Linked DNA regions of Homo sapiens: region 1 is linked to region 2. The links are chromatin contacts, found by Hi-C or POLR2A ChIA-PET in ENCODE. All regions are on one chromosome and are shown on one strand. The core of a region is the stretch at or near the end of the contact, and the rest is flanking DNA. Distances in the headings are between cores, read along the strand shown. Region 1 has its middle 39 kb from the start of IYD. Region 2 overlaps PPP1R14C (protein phosphatase 1 regulatory inhibitor subunit 14C).

Region 1 (7,230 bases), core at 4,730-7,229, 89 kb before region 2:
TGCACCCTATCAATTCGCACACACTATCAACTCGCACGCATTATCAACTCGTGCACACTATCAACTCGCGCACAATATCAAATTGTGCACACTATCAACTTGCACACTATCAACTCAATCAACTCGCGCACTAGCAACTCATGCACACACTATCAACTTGCACACTGTTAACTCGTGCACACACTATCAACCTGCAACTATCAACTCGTGCACACTATCAACTTGCACACAATACCAACTCGTGCACACTATCAACTTGCATACTATCAACTCAATCAACTCGTGCACTAGCAACTCATGCACACACTATCAACTCACATGCTATCAACTGACACACTATCAACTCACACACTGTCAACTCGTGCACACACTATCACGTGCACACTATCAACTCGTGCACACTATCAACTCACCCACTATCACCTGGCACAAACTATCAACTCATACACACTATCAACTCACGCACTATCAACTCGCGCACACTATCAACTCACACACACTATCAACTTGTACACACGATCAACTCTTACACACTATTGACTCACACACACTATCAACTCGTGCACACAATTGACTAGTGCATGCTATCAACTGGCACACTATCGACTCACACACACTATCAACTGTTACACATTCACCTCATGCACACTATCGACTCATGCACACTATCAACTGGCACACACTATCAACTCCCGCACACTATCTACTGGCGCACGCTATCAACTCGTGCACGCTATCAACTTGCACACTGTCAACTGGCACACTATTGACTCACGCACACTATTGACTCGTGCACACTAGCACACTATTGGCACTGGCTAGTTGTGGTGCTCCTAGAATTAAAATAGATAGGATGCCTACTAAATTCTGACTTGATTTGTATAGGCAGAAAAGTTTCAGGTCAAGTGAACAAAAGTCTAACTTTAATTATAAAGAGAATCATAGCCTCTCAGTCAATTCCCAGATTTCAGCCAGTTTCTGTAAACCCAGAACCTCTTGAATGAAAGGAAGGCAGGGTCCCCTCAAGGAAGGACCCTGGTATACACCCAAAATGTCACTGTGGTTTCCCCACTCAGAGTATGGGCTTACGGAAGTCAGGGCATCAGTGGAGTCTTAGATTAGGTCCATCTCATAGTGGGGCCAGTGGTTCTTTGAACTTACCCTGTGTTTATTTCCCCATTTCTAGATACATCACTGGACCAGGCAGCAGCTGGCAGAATCACCACATTGGTTCCCTGACCTGTGGAATGAGGGCTTTTTTTTTTTTTGAGATGCCCAGGCTGGAGTGCAGTAGCGTGATTTCGGCTCACTGCAACCTCCACCTCAAGAGTTCAAGTGATTCTCCTGCCTCAGCCTCCCAAATAGCTGGGATTACAGGCACCCCCCACCATGTCCAGCTAAGTTTTTTATTTTTAGTAGAGATGGGGTTTCACCATGTTGGCCAGGCTGATCTTAAACCTTGAACTCCTGACCTCAGGTGATCCACCTGCCTCAGCCTCCCAAAATGTTGGGATTACAGGCATGAGCCACTGAGCCTGGCCAGAATGAGGGCTTTTATGGTAATAAAGGCAAATGGAAGCCGTTAGAACTGTCCTTACCTAGGAAAATGGTAAACCAAAAGCAATACTACAGTCCTGGAGGAAAAGCAGAGATTATTGCCACCATCAATGACTTGAAAGATGCAAAGGTAGTGATTCCCACCATGTCCCCATTTAACTGCTCTAATTGGCCCGTGTAGAAGACAGATGGAGCTTCTAGAATAACAGTAGGATAACATAAGAACCAATGGTGGCTTCAATTGCAGCTGCTGTACCAGATGTGGTTTTATGGCTTGAGCAAATTAACATATCCCTGGTACATGGTATGCAGCTACTGATTTGGCAAATGCCCTTTCTTCCATCCCTGTCCATAAGGCCCACCAGTATCAGTTTGCTTTCAGCTGGCAAGGCCAGCAATGCACCTTTACTCTCCTACTTCAGGACATATCAACTCTCCAGCCCTATTTTATCATTTAGTTCACAGGAATCCTGATTACCTTTCCCTTCAACAGGATATCACACTGGTCCATTACATGATGACATTATGCTGATTGAACCTAGTGAGTGAGAAGTAGCAACTACTCTAGACTTACTGGTAAGACATTTGCATGTCAGAGCGTAGGAAATAAATCTGACTAAAATCCGGGGGCCTTCTTTCTTAATGAAATTGCTAGGGGTGCAGTGGTGTGGGACATATCCCCTCTAAGGTGAAAGATAAGTTGTTGTATCTGGCCCCTCCTACAACCAAGAAAAAGGCACAATGCCTGGTAGGCAAATTTGGATTTGAGAGCCAACATATTCCACATTTGGGTGTGTTACTCCAACCCATTAACAAGTGACCCTAAAGGCTGCTGGTTTTGAGTGGGGTCCAGAACAGGAGAAGGCCCTGCAACAGGTCCAGGCTGCCATGCAACCTGCTCTGCCACTTGTGCCATATGATCCAGCAGATAAAATGATGCTTGAGGTGTCGATGGCACACAGGGATGCTGTTTGGAGTCTTTGGCAGGGCCCTGTAAATCAATCTTATGGAAGCCTTTAGGATTTTGGAGCAAGGCCCTGCCATCCATGGATAACTACCCTCGTTTTGAGAAACAGCTCTTGGCCTGCTACTGGGCCTTAGTAAAAACTGAACACTTGACCGTGAGCCACCAAGTTCCCATGCAATCTGGGCTCTCCATCATGAACTGGCTGACATTGGACCTAACAAGCCATAAAGTTAGGCATGCACAGCAGCACTCCATCATCAAATGGAAGGGGTATATACATACCAGGGCCTGAGCAGCCCCTACAGACACAAGTAAGTCCATCACAGGGAAGAGACTTGGACCTGGTTTACAGGTGGTTTTGCACAATACGCAGGCACCACTTGAAAGTGGGCAGTAATGGCAGCATGACAGCAGCCCCTTTCTGGAACATTGCTGAAGGACAATAGTGAGGGAAATCTTCCCCATGGGCAGAAGTCTGGACAGAGCATATGGTTGTGCACTTTGGTTGGAAGGAGAAATAGCCAGACACGTGATTATATACTGATTCATGGGCTGTAGCCAATGGTTTGGCTGGATGGTCAGGGAATTGGAAGGTACATGACTGGAAAATTGGTAACCAAGACATCTGGGAAAGAGGTGTGTAGATAGACCTCTCTTAATGGGCAAGAAAAAAAAAAATGTGAAGACACTTGTGCCTCATGTAGATGTTCACCAAAGCACCAAAGGGTGACCAAAGACTTAATAATCAGGTGGATAAGATAACACATTCTATGAATACAAGTCAGCCTCTTTCCCCAGCCACTCCATCATCACCCAATGGGCTCATGAACAAAGGGAACATGGTGGCAGGGATGGAGGTTATGCGTGGGCTCAGCAACATGGACTTCCACTCACCAGGGCTAACCTGGCTATGGTCACCTCTGAGTGCCCAATCTGCCAGCAATGGAGATCAGCATCAAGCTCCCAGTATGGCATCATTCCCTGGGGCTGATCAGCCAGCTGCCTGGTGGCATGTTTGTTACATTGGACCATTTTCATCATGGAAGGGCAGCATTTTGTTCTTACTGAAATTGACAGTTACTCTAGATATGGATTTTCCTTCCCTGCACATAATGCTTCTGCCACAGCTACCATCCATGAACTTTCAGAATGCTTTATCCACTGTCATGGTATTCCACACAACATTTCTTCTATTCAAGGAACTCACCACACATCGAAAGAGATAGAACAAAGGGCCCATGCTCCAAGAATTCACTTTCTGACCATGTTCCCCACCATCCTGAAGCAGCTGGCTTAATAGAACAGTGGAATGGCCTTTTATAGACTCAGTTACTGGTAGGCGTTTTGAACCTATTCTGGTTCAGGAGTATGACTGGATAAAAAATAACAACAATAATAATTTTTTTAAAAAAAAGACTCAGTTATAGCATCAGGTAGGAGGTAATACCTTGCACAGCCTGGACAAGGTTCTCCAGATGGCTGTATATGCATGGAACCAGCATCTAATATATGGTTCTATTTCTCCCACAGCCAGGATTCACAGGTCCAGGAATGAAGGGGTGGAAATGATAGTGGCACCACTGACTATTAACCCTAGTGACCCACTAGCAAAGATTTTTGCTTCTCGTTCCCAAGGATTTATGCTCGCTGCTTGCCTAGAGGTCTTAGTTCCAGAAGGAGAAATGTTTCCACCAGCAGACACAAGTTCATTGAACTGGAAATTAAGACTGCCATTCAGCCACTTTGGACTCCTCGTGCCTCTGGGTCAGCAGGCTAAGAGAGGAGTAATGATGCTGGCTGGGGTGATTGATCTGCACTGCCAAGAGGAAATCAGACTGCTACTTCAACATGGACATAAGAAAGAGTATGTCTAGAATGCAAAAGGTCCCTTAGTGTGTCTCTTAGTATTAAGGTCAACGGAAACTACAGCAACCCAATTCAGGCAGGGCTATAAATGGCCCAGATCCTTCACGAATGAATATTTGGGTCACTCCACCAGGTGAAGAATCATTACCAGGTGAAGTGTTTGCTGAAGGCTTAGGGAACACAAAATGGGCAGTAAAAGAAAGTAGTTATAAACACCAGCTATGACCACGTGACCAGTTACAGAAAGGACTGTCATTTTCATGAGTATTCCTCCTTATTTTGTTCCCAATATGTTTGTGTGTATATATATATACACCTATATGAAGTAAATATCTTTATTTTCTTTCCTCTTATTCCCTTATCATGTAACATAAGATGTATTGACTTTATATCAGTATTGAAGTATTGTTAATTTTACATCATATTATTGAAGTTACAGGATATCCAAAGAGTAAAGTTTATGCAAGAACTTTACCTCCTCTTCCAGGGAAGGGATTAGTGAGTTTCAGTTGCAAGCAGGATAGTTGTATCATTGTGGGATAAATTATGACCTTGTTATTGTCTTTATTTGGAGATTAATTATGTTTTAAGGGACATATGGGTGTCAGGTTGATAAGAGGTGGATTTGTAATGGTTAATTTTATTTGTCAACTTGATTGTGTTAAGGAATGTCCAGAAAACTGGTAAAGCCTTATTTCTGGGTGCGTCTGTGAGGATGTTTTCAAAGCAGATGAGCATTTGAATCAGTGGACTGAGTGAAGAAGATCTGCCCTCACCAATGTCGAATTCACTGAGGGCCTGAATAGAACAAAAAAGCCAGAGAAAGGCACATTTTCACTCTCTCCCCTTGAGCTGGGACATCAGTGTTCTCCCGCCTTCTTCCTAACTGAAGCCTTTGGACTCAGTCTGAATTACTCCATTGACCTTCCTGGGTCTCTAATTTGCAGATTATATGTCATGGCAATTCTTAGCCTCCACGATTGCATGAGCCAATTCTCATAATAAACCTCATCTTATTGTTTTCGTTTCTCTGGAAAACCCTGACAAATATATATATATTTCTGTTAAGAGTCTACAACTCTTGTTCTCCCCCTGAGTCTCCACCACTACCTAATAGAAGAAATTGTTAACATTCCAGTCCAGTTCAACGGCGATTTGATCCAATAACAAAGAATCTTGCTATTCAAAGTGAGGCCTGAGCCCAGTGGCACCAGCCTCAGCTGGGGGCTGGCCAGTCTCAGGCCCCACTGTAGACCTACTGAATCCAAATCTGCATTTTGTAAGATCTCCGGGTGGCCTTCATGCAACTGGAACTTTGAAAGGCACTGAGCCAGGGCCTCCAGGGCAGGGTTCAGTCTCTGATAAAAATGCTAGGTCTCTCAGGCAGTGTCCTCCTCCTCTGCCTCTCCCTTTGATCCTGGGCCTCTCTGGCCGGTGGGGCTTCAGGGCTGAAGACTATCACTTACTCAGTGCGGTAGACCTACCAGAGGCCTGGCAAAACTCCCACTTAGCCTAGTTTGTGGTCCTTTGGCACAGGCTTTATGCTGCCCAGAAATAGAGCTTTCCTCTGGCAGCGCCCTCAGCCTGAGTCCCAGCTACTTTTGGGCCCTGCACAAGCCACGTCAGGACCTCAGGCATCCTGGTAAAATGATTCCTGAGAGCCTGCATCTGACTACTGGGGTTCTGACTGACTTATCTGTGACATCCCTTTGCCTGGTGTGGCAGTGGCTTGGATATCAGCCACTCCAGGCCCCTAAATTAGTCAGAGGGCAAGATCAACTACTTTTAAGTAGCCCTTAACTTATCCAAAATATCTTCTCCATGGCCAAAACCCAGAGAGGGGAAGTCAAGAGGCACACAGCAGAAAGCTTCCTCCTTGCTTTCCTGCTGTCCGTTTCAAACCCTCTCTATTAGTCTACTCTCAAGCTGCTAATAAAGACATACATGAGACTGGATAATTTACAAAGAAAAGAAGTTGAATGGACTCACAGTTCTACATGGCTGGGGAGCCCTCACAATCATGGCAGAAGGTGAATGAAGAGCAAAGTCACATCTTGCATGGCAGCAAGCAAGAGAGAGAGAGAGCTTATGCAGGGATACTCCTCTTTATAAAACCATCAGATCTCATGAGACTTATTCACTATCACGAGAATAGCACAGGAAAGACCCACCCCCAGGATTCAATTACCTCCCACCGGGTCCCAAAGAAACGCAGCAGGCAGCACCCACACTCATGCTGACTCTGATTGTCATCGAATCCTCTTCTCTCCAATTCCTAGTGGAGCAAAAGAGAAATTTCCAAAAAGCTATAGTGAGGAAAACAGGCATAGAAAAATGGGTAAGCTTTGCACAGTGACAGTATCGGAGCCAATGAGGTTTATCCGAGGGGCGATTATTGCTAATTGAAAACTTTTCCCAATACCCAGCCGTGACGACTTGAAATACAGTCGGCACTGGCAATTTTTGACAGTCTCTATGGAGACTGAAGTTTGTTGGAATAAAAAAGAAAAATGGATAAAAGGTTTTTAAAACAGAAAGGGGAAAAAAACAGGCCTAAGAGAGGGGTCTCCCCCAGATCTCAGGTTCTGTGAATTTTTTCTCCAGTACTTTCTTTCTGCCATTTTTTTTTTATTTTTTAGAGACGGTCTCACTCTGTTGCCCAGGCTGGAGTACAGTGGTGCACTCATAGCTCACTGTAGCTTTGAACTCTTGAGCTCAAGTGGTCCTCCTGACTCAGCCTCCTGAATAGCTGGGACTACAGGCATGCGCCACCACGCCCGCCTAATTTTTAATTTTTTTTTTTTTTTTTTTTGGTAGAACGTGGTCTCATTAAGTTGTCC
Region 2 (7,323 bases), core at 4-2,503:
AGTGCTGGGATTACAGGCGTGTAATTACACTGTGCCCAGCATGTTTTTCTGTTTTCTATTTCACTGATTTCTGCTTTTATCTTTATTATTTCCTTTCTCCACCTTGCTTTGGGTTTAATTTGCTCTTCTTTTCCTGGTTCCTAAGGTGGAAGCTCAGGCCATTGCTTTGAGACCTTTCCTGATGCAGACATTTACTGCTATATGTTCCCCCACCCCCAGCAGCACTAAGCATTGCTTTAGTGGCATCTCACACATTTTGATATGATGGGCTTTTATTTTCATTCAGTTTAAAATAGCTTCTAATTTCCCTTTTAATTTCTTCTTTGGACTGTGGGTTAGAAATGTGTCATTTAGTTTCTAAGGATTTGGAGATTTTCCAGATAATCTTTCTGTTACTTATTTCTAATGTAATTCCACTGTAATCAAAGAACACACTTTGTATGGCTTGAATCTTTTTAAATTTGAAAATTGCTTTCTGTCCCAGAATATGTCTGTCTTCATAAAAGTTCTGTGTACATCTTATTAAAAACCAGGCTGCCTCCAAGCTGATGTTTCACCACTACCTTTATACAGCCTCCTCCCATGTAACTTGTACGTATATTGGACATGCTGAAAGAAAGGATGAACACGAGTGTTCCCCTGTTGCAGGATATTCAAGTGAAAATGATATGTTATTTAAGGCAATTCTTTAACCACAACAGACATGATCTTTTGCAATATTCTAAAAAGGGAATCCATTCTTTTTTGAAGTTTCAGTCCCTGGCTAATAGGATGGGTGAGGATCAATGAGGAACTCCCTGGTGGATGTGGTTTCTGTATGGGGATCTGACACTGCTTACGCTCGACCGCCAAAAAAAAAAGAAGGAAACCCTGATTGAAGGCCTCCTCTATGTGGCCTCTTTACATGGTCCCGTATTTAATCCAATGTAGTAGAGGTTTTACAGTTCAAAAATACTGATATTCTAGTTCATTACAAGTCACTGCCTACGATCACCAAGCAAATGTTTGAATCCAGGCTTCTTGATGCCAACTGAATTTGATAAGTATGTACTGAGCCCATGCTCTAATCTAAGTAGAGTCTATGCCAGACTCTACTCAAGTGCTGAGATGCAGAGCAGAAGGTGGCAGAGGCCCTGCCTTCCAGGAGCTCCCAGGCCAGCTGGGAAAGAAGACACAGAAACACAGGCCCTGCCAACATATGGCATGAGCTGCAGCTGGGGGTGAACGGGTGCCCTGCGGGCAAAGGACAGCCCCTGTCAGGCCAGTTCAGGCTCCTCCCATGCTGCCTCCCACAGCCAAAGACTGGAGAAGGCAGCCAGAGCTCTGAGAGGCCTCGAAAGACCTCTGTGTTCACTGAAAGGCCACAGAATCCGGAAATGACTGCTCTGGAAGGGCCAGCTCCCTCCCTTTCCTTCCTCCCACCCTCTCCTCTCTCCTTCCCCCATCACTCCTTCCGGGGAAATTTTTATTAACTGACTGCCTCTCCACCAGTTTCTAAGATCTGGCCATTCTAGTTTCCTAGCAGTTGAAATACAATTTCAGCTAACTGCCATAATTTTTAAAAGACAAACAAACATTTGCCTTGACCTAGCTTTCAAGACAAGCAGTATCTATTTTCTACACTGCCTCAGTAGCTTTTGTCCAAATATGTCTCAAAATACTACCTAAGAGATCCTGGGTCCACACCTTAGAATCTACCTCTCAGCAGAAGCATTCTCTGTGGGCTGTTGTGCTCAGCCCTGGGCAGGGACAGAACAGCAGGTGGACAAATTGTCGCATGTACTGCTTGTGATGAGGCTGGGGCCGTGTGTCCTGAGGACTATGGATCGTATAATGATGCAAGAAGGAGAGAAACAGAAGAAAAAGGTTTGGCTTACAAATATAGAAGAACCCTTTGAAACAGATGCCTAAAAAAAACCTAATGGGCTTGTTCCTGCCAGAAAGGAGTCACCCAATACATACCACACATGGTAAGAAGCAGTGTAGCCACATGCCTACGAGAGGGACTCTAGAGTCAGATGACTTGGGTTCAAATCCTTCTGCACCACTTAGAAATGAATCATTTTCTCCATGCCTCAGTTTTCCTCACCTATAAATAGGAGCAATGACAATAAGACCTCACCTCAAGGATGCTGTAAGGATTAAATGATGAGATGAATTACTGTATGTTACATGTTTGGAAAAGTGCTTAAAGAGTAGTAAGTGCTGTACAAGTGCTTGATACTGTCATCATCGTTATCATCATCATCATCAGACTACACTGAACTTTCCAGTCTACAAATTCAAATCAAGAATATGCTACTCTGGGCCAGGCATGGTGGCTCACGCCTGTAATCCCAGCACTGTGGGAGGCCGAGGCAAGCAGATCACCTGAGGTTGGGAGTTCGAGACCATCGTGACCAATATGGTGAAACCCTGTCTCTACTAAAAACACAAAATTAGCAGGGCATGGTGGCACATGCCTGTAATCCCAGCTACTCCGGAGGCTGAAGCAGGAGAATCACTTGAACCCAGGAGGTGGAGGTTGCAGTGAGCTGAGATCACACCATTGCACTCCAGCCTGGGTAACAGAGCAACACTCCGTTTCAAACAACAAAAAAAAAGAATATGCTACTCTGACCACACTAAGAAAAATGTAGCTTATATCCCCCCTGCCCCACCCCCGCCCATTTTCGCCATGGGAAAGGTTTGACATTGAAGACAGAGGAGAAGTATGTTGTGTGACACCAAGTGAGACCATGGGTGCTCAGGCTGGGGCATGGATGTCAGGCTGGGCGCAGCACACATGTGTTTCTTCTGAGGAAGCTGTCAGTGTTCCACCAGTGTTTCTCCCTCAGTGATGGTCAGTTTTCCCAGCTTAGACAACAGAGACTCTAACCGCTGAGAAAATCCACAGCAGGCTCTCCGTCCTGCCTGGCCAAGGGCCACAGTCCCTGTAGCTCCTTCCTCAGATTCCTGCCTGGGACCGCTCCTCCCCACAGCCTGAGCAACAGCCCAGGACCAAAATCAGCCACTCCAGAGCCACCCAGACTGTGCGACCTCCCGTCTCAAGGGACTACAAAGGAGATCGTATTTATTCTTCACATCATGAAGTGCTAGAATTGCACTTGAAAACATTCCTTAGGTGGCATTTCCCAACAGCTCCCTCCTGGCTAAACACACACACGCGCACACACACACACACACACACACACAGTGGCACCAACCACCTCCCTCCGCTTTCAGCTCCTCCTCCTCATGCTGGCTCCTCTGAGTCTTTGGATGTGGCCGCTGTCACACTGCAGGTGAAGTTTTACCCTCTCACGGAAAACAATGAAAAGGTCCTGTCTTCAGTAAACTCCTGGGCCCCTACCTCTCATCTCAGTCCTGGGCACTATTTTGGGATCTGAGAATGCACCGCATGGACCTTTTTAATGCATTCACTCACCCGAGACTATTCTTTCCTATGTGTGTGCATTTCTAGTTTGCTTGGCACAGTACCGTGCTCTCGCGGGTACTGAGTATCTGTCAGGGACTCAGATACAGCACATACTTACTGGGCACCTTTCATGTGACAGCCACTCTGTTTATTTTCACATACTGTCTCATTTGATCATTACAAGTATTATAAACCAGGCTCACAAGGGTTTAGCGGTTTGTCTGAGGTCACACAGCAGCTCAATGGTCAGACCAAGATTCAAACCGTAGGTTAATATAAAGGCCAAAGGGACCTGGGATGATCACCACCCTGGGGTGGAGGGCACAATTCCCTTTGCACCATGCTGCCTGGGGTGAGAAGTCTTTATTATTAAGCAACCGGGTTAGGTAATTATAGTCTAATTACAAACTAAACTAAAATGACCAAAAATGTGTTATGATAAACACAACAATCCTTTCATTTTCCAGTATGGGAGGAGGGACGAAAGACATGCAAAGGTCAGTGTCCACAGCTAGACTGGAAATTCTCCCCTGAGTACGACGAACCTTTTCCTCCAGTTCTGCCCGTAGCCTCTTCCCAAGGGGACAATAAAAATCTCCAGAGCCCTCAGTATCTCCCTCCTATTCTAGCTGTCTTATAAATTAGAAAAGAAGAATTTAAGAAGGAGGCAAAGCAGGGAAAAAAAGAAGAAAGAGGAGGGGAAGGAGGAAAGGAAGAATAGAGTGCGTGGAATGCTGACTTTTCTGCCCACTGAAATTCTACCCAGGCAGCCCTCAGAATCATCAAGACTCTCCTCATTGGCACGTCCAGTGCCCCCAGCCAGGTCCCTTGACACTGCTAAGGACCCCTATTTTTCCTTTTCTCTTTAAGTTATCAACTTCATTGAGGAATAAGTTAAGAACAATAAACTGCATCTATTTCAAGTGTATCACTGATCAGTGGTGACAATTGGTTACACCCAGGAAACCACCATGACTATCAAGATGCAGCACATTTCCGTCAGCTGGGTGTAGTGCCTCACACCTGCAATCCCAGCATTTTGGGAGGCTGAGGCAGAAGGATCACTTGAGGCCAGGAATTCGAGACCAGCCCAGGTAATAAAGCGAGATCCCATCTCTACAAAAAATTTAAAACATTGGCTGGGTGTGGTGGTGCGCACCTATAGTCCTAGCTACTCAGGAGACTGAGGCAGGAGGATCATTTGAGCCCAAGGATTTCGAGGCTGCAGTGAGCTATGATCGTGCTCCTGCACTCCAGCATGGACAACAAAATGAGATCCTGCCTATTAAAACACAACAAAGAAAAAACATTTCCATCACCACCAAAGATGTCTTATTCCCATTTAGAGCTCATCTGGTCCCAAACCCAGTTAATCTGTCACTATAAATTAGTTTGCATTTTATGTAAATGAAATCATTCCTCTTATGTATTCTTTTTTACTTGGCTTCTTTCACTCAATATTTCTGAGATTCACCAATATTAGATACTATTGTGTGCGTCCGCAGTTTGATTCCTTTTTTTTTTTTTTTTTTTTTTTTTTTTGAGACAGAGTCTCACTTTGTCGCCCAGGTTGGAGTTCAGTGGCGCAATTTCAGCTCACTGCAACCTCTGCCTCCCAGGTTCAAGCGATTCTCTTGCCTCAGCCTCCTGAGTAGCTGGGACTACAGGTGTGCACCACCATGCCCAGCTAATTTTTGTATTTTTAGTAGAGACAGGGTTTCACCATGTTGGTCAGGTTGGTCTCAAACTCCCGACCTAAAGTGATCTGCCTGCCTTGGCCTCTCAAAGTGCTGGGATTACAGCATGAGCCACCATGCCCAGCTGGCTTGATCCTTTATATTGCTGAGTAGTACTCTACTGTATAGCTAGACTGCTATTTGTTTATCCATTCATCTGCTGATAAATGTTTGGGGTTCTCGTCATTGCAAATAAAGTTGTTACGAATAAATTGCACAAGTAATTTTATGGTCTTTTTTTTGTTGTTTGTTTCTTTTGAGCCCATATTCAGTAATGCAATGGCTGAGTTGTGGAATGTGTATGCTCAACTTTTTCTAAACCGCCCCCCTCCCCACAGTTTTCTAAAGTGATTGTACCATTTTACACTCCCACCAGTGGGGTACGAGAATTTCAGTTCTTCCACATCTTTCCCAACACTTGGTGTTGTCAGTATTTTTCATATTAGTCATTCTAGTGAGTGTATAGCAGTACAATTTTGGGGGGAGTTTTTCAAGGAGCTTGCCTACTTCCCTCTGCAGCAGGGCCTCCAAGAACATTGGTTTGTTCCACATTGTTTTGACATAAGGTTGGGGAAAAAAAATAGACTCCCCCACAGAGCCACTGTCTGCGTGGGAATTCGCACACTCTCCCCATGTCTGCCTGAGTGTTTTACCAGTCCTCTGGCTTCCTCCCACATCCCAAAGCTGTGTGTGTTACGTGAACTGCCATAGCTACAACGTTCCAGTGTGAGTGAATGTGGGTGCAGGTGTGAGCATGCCCTGCAATGGGGTGCCTTCCTTTGCAGGGCTGGTTCCTGCCTGGTGCGTGCTCTGAGCTGTCAGGATGAGCTCCAGCCACTAGCCACACTGAACTGGAAAAAGAGGGGTGGAAAATAAATGAATACAAATTATTATAAAACAAAAATCATAAAGAATATGATGATCACTCAAAGGCATGGCAATCAACAATGCAGTCCGAAAGTGCCTGGCCAGTCTCCCACACTGGTTACTGATTATTTTGGAACCATGTGATGGGAGGGGGGCGCTCCTTACAATTTTCACTTTGCACACATTTGTTCCTGGATTTAACCCACTGCCACTATGATCACTATCACTCACAGATTCACCACAAACGGGGTGACTAATTATCAAATTTGATTTTATTAGTCTTTCTTAAATGTCTATATAGCTCACATTTATTTCAATGTTTAATATTAGAAGTGTTTGGGGGTCTTTATTTAGAAGTTTGGAAATGTTTTTGAGACCAGAAATATGCCGTAGGAACTTAACTCTCGTGTATATCAATTAGCCTATGGTCAAATTGGTTTTGTTTATATGTAGTTTCATTTAAAATCTCAGTTTCCAGGAACCTACCAATGATGTGAAGTGAAGATTTGCTGTACTTTCTCCACCTGGGTCTCTAACCGCCCCTCCTCACTCCCCTTTTTGCACTCCCACCCACCACCTGCTGATTAAATGCTGGCCTCCAAAGCTCTGTTCCCAGGCCCCTTGGGGCACTCTCTTTTACCAGCCACACTAGTGACTCAGATCTCATCTTTAGCTCTGGTTTCACCCTGAGATCCAGACCCACATTTTCTGGGGCTACCAAAGATCTCCATGAGATGTCCCATGGGCAGATCAGTCTCAAATGACCAAAAGTGAACTAACTCACTGTTACCCATCTGTTCCTACAACCTGTCCCTGCCCTTCAGGAAGTTACAGTGTCCATTTTTGTGTGCCCTGAACAAATCATCATCGAGATCTCTTCTCTGGCCAAATTAACCTATAAATTTAATGCAATTCTAGTCAAATACAAATATTCAAGAATAGTTAAGACACTTTGAATAAGGAATTGTAGACTTATTGGACCTTTATTAAGAACTTATTCTAAAGCCCTAGTAATTGAGACAAAATGCAGGGGTAGACAAATAGCCAGAAGTAGTCCCTACTTATAAGGAAACTTGACATACAACAGAAGTGGATTACAGAGCAGTGAGGGTACACTGAACTGACTGCCCAATAAATGGGACTGGGACAATAGGCCAAAACATAATTAGATCCCTACCTTACACCATATACAAAGACAAATTCAAGAGGGTTTGAATACCTAGGTGTAAAAAGTGAAAGTGAAAGCTTTCAAAGCCAAATACAAGGAAGACTGTATTTAAGACCTTACAGTCACGAAAGATT

What was found. Hi-C counts contacts between places; a loop is a spot of excess contacts on that map. ChIA-PET counts read pairs that join two places held with the same protein, here RNA polymerase II (POLR2A). Pooled maps may share reads with other maps.
Region 1: a loop to region 2 is called in a map of Right ventricle myocardium inferior, with 4 times the contacts of the local background. The contact joins two enhancer-like sites. A Hi-C loop is called at or near these places in 1 of 168 maps with a recorded cell type or tissue (Right ventricle myocardium inferior) and 2 of 50 pooled maps. POLR2A ChIA-PET finds 5 or more read pairs at or near these places in 3 of 52 experiments (A673, BJ and activated naive CD4-positive, alpha-beta T cell).

The regions. Positions count from the first base shown.
Region 1 is chr6:150,326,265-150,333,494 of GRCh38, reverse strand. It overlaps the pseudogene RNU4-7P. Among named protein-coding and RNA genes, the nearest start is that of IYD, 39 kb to the left of the region's middle. Within about 2 kb of position 5,979, at least 3 of the 41 ENCODE cell types and tissues checked have a DNase peak (open chromatin) inside an H3K27ac peak, as active enhancers do.
Region 2 is chr6:150,232,486-150,239,808 of GRCh38, reverse strand. All of the region lies in intron 3 of PPP1R14C (protein phosphatase 1 regulatory inhibitor subunit 14C), which reads right to left. Among named protein-coding and RNA genes, the nearest start is that of PPP1R14C, 93 kb to the right of the region's middle. Within about 2 kb of position 1,253, at least 10 of the 41 ENCODE cell types and tissues checked have a DNase peak (open chromatin) inside an H3K27ac peak, as active enhancers do.